Linked DNA regions of Homo sapiens: regions 1 and 2 are each linked to region 3. Evidence: chromatin loops called from intact Hi-C (ENCODE). Cell type or tissue: endothelial cell of umbilical vein. All regions are shown on one strand.

Region 1 (2,500 bases), 140 kb after region 3:
GGTTTCACCGTGTTAGCCAGGATGGTCTCGATCTCCTGACCTCGTGATCCGCCTGCCTTGGCCTTCTAAAGTGCTGGGATTACAGGCGTGAGCCACCGCGCCAGGCTTTTTTTTTTTTGAGAGGGAGTTTTGCTCTTGTTGCCCAGGCTGGAGTGCAATGGCAGGATCTTGGCTCACTGCAACCTCCACCTCCCGGTTTCGAGTGACTCTTCTGCCTCAGCCTCCTGAATAGCTGGGATTACAGGCATGCACCAACATGACCATCTAATTTTTGTATTTTCAGTAGAGACGGGGTTTCTCCATTTTAGTCAGGCTGGTCTCAAACTCCCGACCTCAGGTGATCCGCCTGCCTCGGCCTCCCAAAGTGCTGGGATTAGAGGCGTGAACCACCGTGCCTGGCCTTAAATGTTTTTAAGTTATAAACATGTAAAATAAAATTCGCCAATGAATAACAAATATGACCAGAATAGAAAGGAAATAGTAGGAAAGACCAGTGGATTGAGGGCTAGAACGTAGTGTCTTGTCCAAGTAATATTTTGGTCTTTTTTGGAAACAAAAACTTGTTTAGAAAGATAGTCTTTACTGAATTTGTTAATTGGATTTTGCTTTCTTTTTTTTTCTTTTTTGAGGCAGAGTCTCCCTCTTTTGCCCAGGCTGGAGTGCAGTGGCATGATCTCGGCTCACTGCAACCTCCAAAGCAATTCTTCTGCCTCCACCTCCCAAGTAGCTGGGATTACAGGTGCTCACCACCACTCCTGATTAATCTTTTGTGTTTTAGTAGATGTTATCCAAGGTGGTCTCGATCTCCTGACGTTGTGATCCACCCACCTCAGCCTCCCAAAGTGCTGGGATTACAGGCGTGAGCCACCACACCCAGCTGCTCTCTGATATATGCGTGTATATTTATTCATTTGTTTTAATTTTTTGTTTCTTTTTTTTTTTTTGAGACGGAGTCTTGCTTTGTCTCCCAGGCTGGAGTACAGTGGTATGGTCTCGGCTCACTGCAACCTCTGCCCCCTGGGTTCAAGCGATTCTCCTGCCTCAGCCTCCCGAGTAGTTGGGATTACAGGCATGCGCCACCACACCCAGCTAATTTTTGTATTTTTAGTAGAGACGGGGTTTCACCATGTTTGCCAGGATGGTTTCGATCTCTTGACCTCGTGATCCGCCTGCCTTGGCCTGCCGAAGTGCTGGGATTACAGGCGTGAGCCACCGCGTCTGGCCTATTTTTTGTTTCTTGAGATGGGGTCATGTGATGTTGCCCAGATTGGCTTCAAACTCCTGGGCTCAAGCCATTTTCCTGCCACAACCTCCCAAGTGGCTGGGACTACACATACGCACCACCATGCCCAGCTCGAAGTACTACTTTTTGTAAATATAACATTTTGGAAATCCTCTTGAATTTTTTTTCCAACTTGGAAAAATTTCCAAATTCTTGTTTGAAAACATTGCCACCCGTGTAATTTTACCAAGGCAATAGGAACATTTCAGGAGCAACACCACCATCTTGTGGCCATATGGAGTATTGCTGCTGAGGATTTAAATTTGCGCTTCCCCCGTGACGGGTGGTCCTGCCTTATGTAATGGTCCTTTGGAAAGACTCCAGGTGGCCTCTGGTGGGGGCTTCCTGCTCTCGAGGGGGATACAGTAGCAGACATGATTGAACGCAGTGTGTGCTACAGAAAAGCAAGCGCCTTAAAGGCATTAGTTCAACAATGGAAGTAGTTGTGCATTTGAGTGGCAGGATTAGGGGTCATTTTAGTATTATAGTCTTAACATTCTGAAATAGTTTCTATATATTTTTAGAATATGATATTAGAACTTAGAAAATTTCACAACATATAATGCATGCCACCCCTTCTTTGATGAGTAAACCAAACCCAAGAACAAGAAGCTTCTGATGTTTAGTAGAGCACCTGTAATCCCAGCACTTTAGGAGGCAGGTAGGTAACTAGAGGCCAGGAGTTCGAGACCAGCCTGGCCAAAATGGTGAAACTCCATCTCTACTAAAAATACAAAACAAAATTTAGCCATGTGTGGTTTCAGGTGCCTATAATCCCAGCTACTCAGGAGGCTGAGGCCTGAGAATCGCTTGACCCAGGAGGCGGAGGTTGCAGTGAGCTAAGATTACGCCATTGCACTCCAGCCTGGGTGGCCGTGAGACTCTGTCTTAAAAAAAAAAAAAAACACTTTTCCACCAAGAGACCCTTGGAATCTGAGTCATTCTGACCATTGTTTGTTTGTTTGTTTTTGTTTTTTTGAGATGGAGTTTTGCTCTTGTTGCCCAGGCTGGAGTGCAATAGCGTGAGCTCCTGCCTCAGCCTCCCGAGTAGCTGGGATTGCAGGCATATGCCACCATGCCTGGCTATTTTTGTATTTTTAGTGGAGACGGGGTTTCTCCATGTTGGTCGGGCTGGTCTCAAACTCCCCACCTCAGGTGATCTGCCCACCTTGGCCTCCCGAAGTGCTAGGATTACAGGCGTGAGCCACAACGCCTGGC
Region 2 (2,500 bases), 62 kb after region 3:
ACAGACACACAAATACCCACAGACACACACACCCACACACACAGACACATACACATACACACACCTACCCCACAGAGACACATACAGAGACGCAGACACATACACAAATACACAAACACGTATGTACACACACACACACATGCACATAAAAGTACACCCACACCCATCCACACACAGGCACACACAAACACACATAAATACACACCCACACACAGACACATCCACACACAGACAGGCACACAGCCTGGACAGGGGCCTCCTGGATGGGAGTGGATCCTGGCACAGGGCTGATGGCACAGCAGCCCTGGTCAAGGTCATCTGGGGAAGAGACTGGGGGGGGTCCTTGGGCACGGTGGCTCACGCCTGTCATCCCAGCACTTTGGGAGGCTGGGGCAGGCGGATCACTTGAGGTCAGAAGTTCAAGACCAGCCTGGGCAACATGGTGAAACCCTGTCTCTACTAAAAATACAAAAATTAGCCGAGCATGGTGGTGTGCACATGTACTCCCAGGTAGGCTGAGGTGGGAGGATCGCTTAAGCCCAGGAGGTCGAGGCTGCAATGAGCTGAGATTGAGCCACTGCACTCCAGCCTGGGCAATAGAGCAAGACCCTGTCACAAAAGAAAAAAGGAGAGAGAAACTGAAGGGGCTGATATGCAAGGAGGGAGGCTGAGTGCTTCTGAGACATCCTTGGTGCTTCAGGCCTATGTGACGGAGGGCTGCCAACTCTAACATTAAAGCAGAAATCCAGAAGTGAGGATTTTGTTTTAATCCTTCACTTTCCCTCCTCACTAGATTTCTGGAAGGAGTTATTTATGAGTGAAGAGCTGGAGAATCCATTCGCAAACTGATGCATGAAAGTGATTAGCAAGAGAAAGTTGTGAGACAAAACAGAGAAGCTGAGAGGCCAGAAACCTCTACCCAGGACGCTGAGCTCCTGGCGGATCCGATGAGTCCCTCCAGGACACCGTCCACCCTGGGATGAAGGCAGAGGAGTTGGAAGGAGGCGAGGCCGTCACGGGACAACAGGACCCTATGAAGGTGGGCCCACAGCAAAAGGAGAGATGATTCTAGAGCATCCAGTCTTCTAGGGCAGCAAAACAACCTAAATTTTCTAAGAGGCCACCCAGCTGAGGGTGCCCCCGGGGAGGGCTGAGGCGTCAGGGTGACGGCTCCACTGCCCACTCACCTGCGACCTCAAAGCCCCTCTCCTCCTTGGGGTGCTCCTGACAGCCACCTCCAGGGCAGGCGAGTGGCGCTGGGACAAAGGCTGGCCCGACTGCGCCCCACCCAAGCAGACGGTCCTTCCCCCAGACCTGGCGCCAAACTGGAGTGAAAGCCCGACCACCGTGTCTCACAGGGAAACTGACACCAGATGCGAACTTCCAAATGGATCCCTCCCTGCAAGTGTGGAGCTGGCGCTACCAGGCACTGCTCTGGCCATGCGTCTAAGACACAGGCAGAGGGCGCTGCCCACCACGCTGGCGACGGCCTCAAAGCCCCTGTTCATGCCTGGGACAGCGCCCAAGGACCTTGCTCATGCCTGGGACAGGCCCCAGGGCCCCCACTGGCTGCAGTCAGCAGCGGGCAGGGTGGTGGGGGAAGGTATGGACACTCCGTGGGCCGGAGCTGGGAGAACAAGGCCTATTATTGGACACCTGGTGGCCATGGCAACCACACAAGGATGCCTGAGACTGAAAATCTGTGGGCTTCAAGGAGCTCCAGCTCTTGCACTGGCTGAGTCACAGTGACTATATAACTCTTACTCCCACTTTTGGGACACTTTTTGAGAGGGACAGGGATCCTATCTAACTACACGGGACAGACATCGCCCAAGACCGTCCTGAGCAAGCCTGGACGCTGTGACCCTAACGATGAAGGTGTCCCGCAGACAATGTCCGGGGCAGGCACCATGCTCTCCCAACCTACCACAGCCAGATGTTTTTGTAAAGAACAATAAAAATGAATTACTAGAAAAGCAAAGACATAAAATACACATAAAAAACCTACAGTTTTTATTATTAGATTCCATCAATCCTACCAGAAAGGGGATCCCGGACTCCATGGCTCATGGTTCACAGGGACCCAAGCAAGCATACGGTCAACAGCTCAAGCAGCAGCACTGGGTGGGATCTGGAGGTGCCTGAGTGGGATCCTGGGGCACCTGGGCGGGCCCCAGACATGCCTGAGTGAGATTCAGCCAGGGTTCTCTGAATCCAGTCTGTGTAGCTTAGCACCTGGGTGTAGACACCAGGCCGGAAAGGCCGGGCACAGCCGAATCCCCAGCTCACAATGCCGGCCTGGATCCACGTATCATTGATGGGGCAGACCAGCGGCCCCCCGGAGTCACCCTGGGGGAGAGAGAGGGAGGGCCCCATGAGGTCTGCATTGAGGGAGACACCTGGGCCCCAAGTGCCTTCGAGAATCTGCTGCTGAGGCCAAGGAGCTAGGCAAGGACTCTGGTCCCTCTGGAGACCCTGAGGTGTGGGACATGGGGAGAAA
Region 3 (2,500 bases):
AGCTTGGAACTCCTGGGCTCAAGCAATTCTCCTGCCTCAGCCTTCAGAGTAGCTGGGACTACAGGACCATGCCACCACGGCTGGCTGGTAGTTGAGCCTTTTGATGCAAAGTTTCCTCATCTGTAAACTAGGAATTACCAGAATTCTCAATTCGTAGGGCCACCAGAGGGTTTCAATGAGCTAGGAAGAAACATAAAGCACTAAGTAGACATGTGGCACACGGGACATGCACAGGCACGGTCATTTAATATTTGCTAAGTCCCAGTAGTTATGAGTGAGGAAAGGCCTTTAGAGACCATGGGAGCTGAGGCTCTGAGCCTGGAGCTAAAAGTCAGTTTCCCAGTTTCCAGCTCTAGAATCTGAACAATGCACTTGGGCGACAACCTCACAATGTTGGGAGACGTAAATCAGAGGCTGATGCATCTGACTCCCCAATGCAGACCCCAAACCCCAAGCCATTCTGACTGAATAATCTCAGTTCGTTTGCAAGGGGAAAGGGGGGCTTCTAGGACATCAGCAGGAGGTCGGGAGGTAATAACAAACGGTTGCTTGGTGAAGAACGAGTGGGACCTGACTTTCTTTGCATTCACTGAGTTCCCCACCCTCCACCCGAAGGAGTGTCCGGGGGGACAGCGTGATTCCGATGGGCCTGCGAAGAAGGGTGGGGATTAAGGGGTCGTGGTTCGAACCCTGGCGCTGCCAATGACCTTTGGCTGGTTAAGCGACCAAGCCGAACCTCAATTTCGTCAACTGCACGGCGCGGGCGATACCGTTGCAGGGGTTGCATGCCACGGTGCCCTCGGCGCCCGGGGCCCGGCACGAGGTCTAAACATCGCCCCCGGACCGGAGATCCCCGCGGCGAGCGCAGCTCGCGCTTCACCCGCACAACGGATGTCCCAGTCCCGCGGCTCGGGCGCCCGCAGGCGTCGCCGGCCGCTACTGTTTACATCGCGGACAGCGTAGGCGTCAGCCCCGTGCCCGGCGCCGGGTACCCGCTCCCCTCGGCCCGCCCGCGGGACCCACCTTGTACAGCCGCTGCTCGTCAGGAGGCCGCTTGAGGATGCCCTCGACGATGCGCTTCAGTTCGAACACCGTGCTGGACTCCTTGGCGTCCGTGAAGATGGTGGTCTTGTGGCGCCGGATCATGAGGAACACGTCCTGGGGGCGGCGGGCCGGCGTGAGCACGAAGCCCGGGCCCCCCGCGCGGCCCAGCCGCCCCCCGCCGCCCCCGGCCCGGCCCGGCCGCCCCTCCCCCACGCCCGCTCACCATCGCGGCTGCTGCCTCTCCCCTCGACGCGCCGGCGCAGCCGCGCTCCGCCCCGTTCCCGGCAGCCCGCGCGTGGCCCAGCATGCCCCGCGCCGCGTCCCTTCCCCCGGCGCAGCCCCGCCCCGTGCCGCCCCGCAGCCGCCGCCATTTTAAGTGATCTGGAAGCGGGCGGTATCGAGGGGCGTGCGGCCGCCATCCCGACGGCGGGCATGGCCTTTGGAGGCGGTGGCGCCGTCTTGGGACTGGCAGAGGGGAGGTCCCCGTGTTGGTGCGGTCCGGCGGGCTCCAAGCTCGGGCACACCGAGCTCGGGGCCGTCTTGTCGCGGCGTAGTCGTGGCCGCCATCTTGGGCAGGCTCCGCATTTGGGGTCTTCTGGCCGCCGTGCTGGGGACAGTCACCCCCGCTCCCTGACCCGGGCTGGATGCGAGGACTGTCGCCGCTCAGAGGGGCTTATGACCTGTGAAGAGCCCTGGGGGCTGCTGTTGGGCTTAGGGATGGCCCGGGCGAACTCCTTGGGCTAGAAGAGGAGGCACGGGAGCGGTTGGCGACCGCTCTTCGCAGGAGGAGGGAAGGGGCAGCTCCTTGCCCCAGGAGCCCTGGGCGCCTGTCCGCCTTCCTGCTTGGCTGCATTTCGGCTCTGAAAAGGCCTAGAGACTTGATTCTCCTGGCTGGCCGCTCTTTCCACCAAGGCCCTGTTTCCTGAATGCTGGACACTATCCTGCATCGCCCCAAGTTACATTTACATGAGAGTGAGGGCCCCCCACTTGACCTCTCCCTTGCAGAGACACCCCAGGCTGGGTCGTGCTGGGCGGGTGTCGGAGGCGGCGTTGGAGAGATGAGCCAGAGGGTGGCCCTGGACGCCAAACCGCCCTGCAGTCCTCCGAGCTGCGCTTTGAGGGCTGTTGAGAGAGGGGTGGAAGGTGGAGGTGCGATTTTTGCCTCGGCATCTAGAGAGGCGAAGGAGCAGCCCTGGGCTCCGCTGCTGACTGTGGCCATGGGCCGTTAACCTCATCAAAGCCCAGTTTCCTCCTGTTGTAGATGGGAGAGGAACAGTTTTTGAACTGCGTAGAACCTCGGCAAGTCTTAGCGCTGCATTTGTGTTTTCTAAGCTGTAATTCTAGTTATTGCTACTTTTGACTTGTGGAATGTGGCTCCTCCCTGGGGAGTCCTCCAAAGTCCCTTCCCTCGTGTGACTTCCTTCACTGCGGTTCACTGCAGCCCCTACCCCCGCTC

The links. Peaks named below come from ENCODE experiments on the same cell type or tissue, not always from the same donor. Only the 100,000 strongest peaks of a DNase experiment are listed, where the experiment ranks them.
Region 1: it touches region 3 in a loop (3-fold over the local background); 7 of 110 quality-filtered maps call a loop at or near these places.
Region 2: a loop joins it to region 3, with 2.3 times the contacts of the local background. A loop is called at or near these places in 11 of 110 quality-filtered maps.

What each region holds. Positions count from the first base shown.
Region 1 is chr16:2,918,340-2,920,839 of GRCh38, forward strand. All of the region lies in intron 2 of FLYWCH1 (FLYWCH-type zinc finger 1), which reads left to right. Among named protein-coding and RNA genes, the nearest start is that of FLYWCH1, 7.7 kb to the left of the region's middle. In endothelial cell of umbilical vein, a CTCF peak has its summit at 1,524 (motif pointing left); a DNase peak (open chromatin) is centred at 1,502.
Region 2 is chr16:2,837,583-2,840,082 of GRCh38, forward strand. It overlaps LOC124903628 (a long non-coding RNA gene), which reads left to right. Exons shown (of 2, transcript XR_007064946.1): 2 at 794-1,994. It also overlaps the pseudogene PRSS30P. Among named protein-coding and RNA genes, the nearest start is that of ZG16B, 8.5 kb to the left of the region's middle. In endothelial cell of umbilical vein, a CTCF peak has its summit at 1,463; a DNase peak (open chromatin) is centred at 1,499.
Region 3 is chr16:2,775,970-2,778,469 of GRCh38, forward strand. It overlaps ELOB (elongin B), which reads right to left and starts at 1,311. Exons shown (of 4, transcript NM_007108.4): 1 at 1,268-1,311; 2 at 1,024-1,158. The coding sequence starts at 1,270. RefSeq lists a silencer at 1,302-1,431 and enhancers at 1,502-1,641, 2,289-2,500. In endothelial cell of umbilical vein, no CTCF peak of the experiment used is centred here; DNase peaks (open chromatin) are centred at 1,392 and 1,612; H3K4me3 peaks cover 2,269 bases; H3K27ac peaks cover 1,184 bases.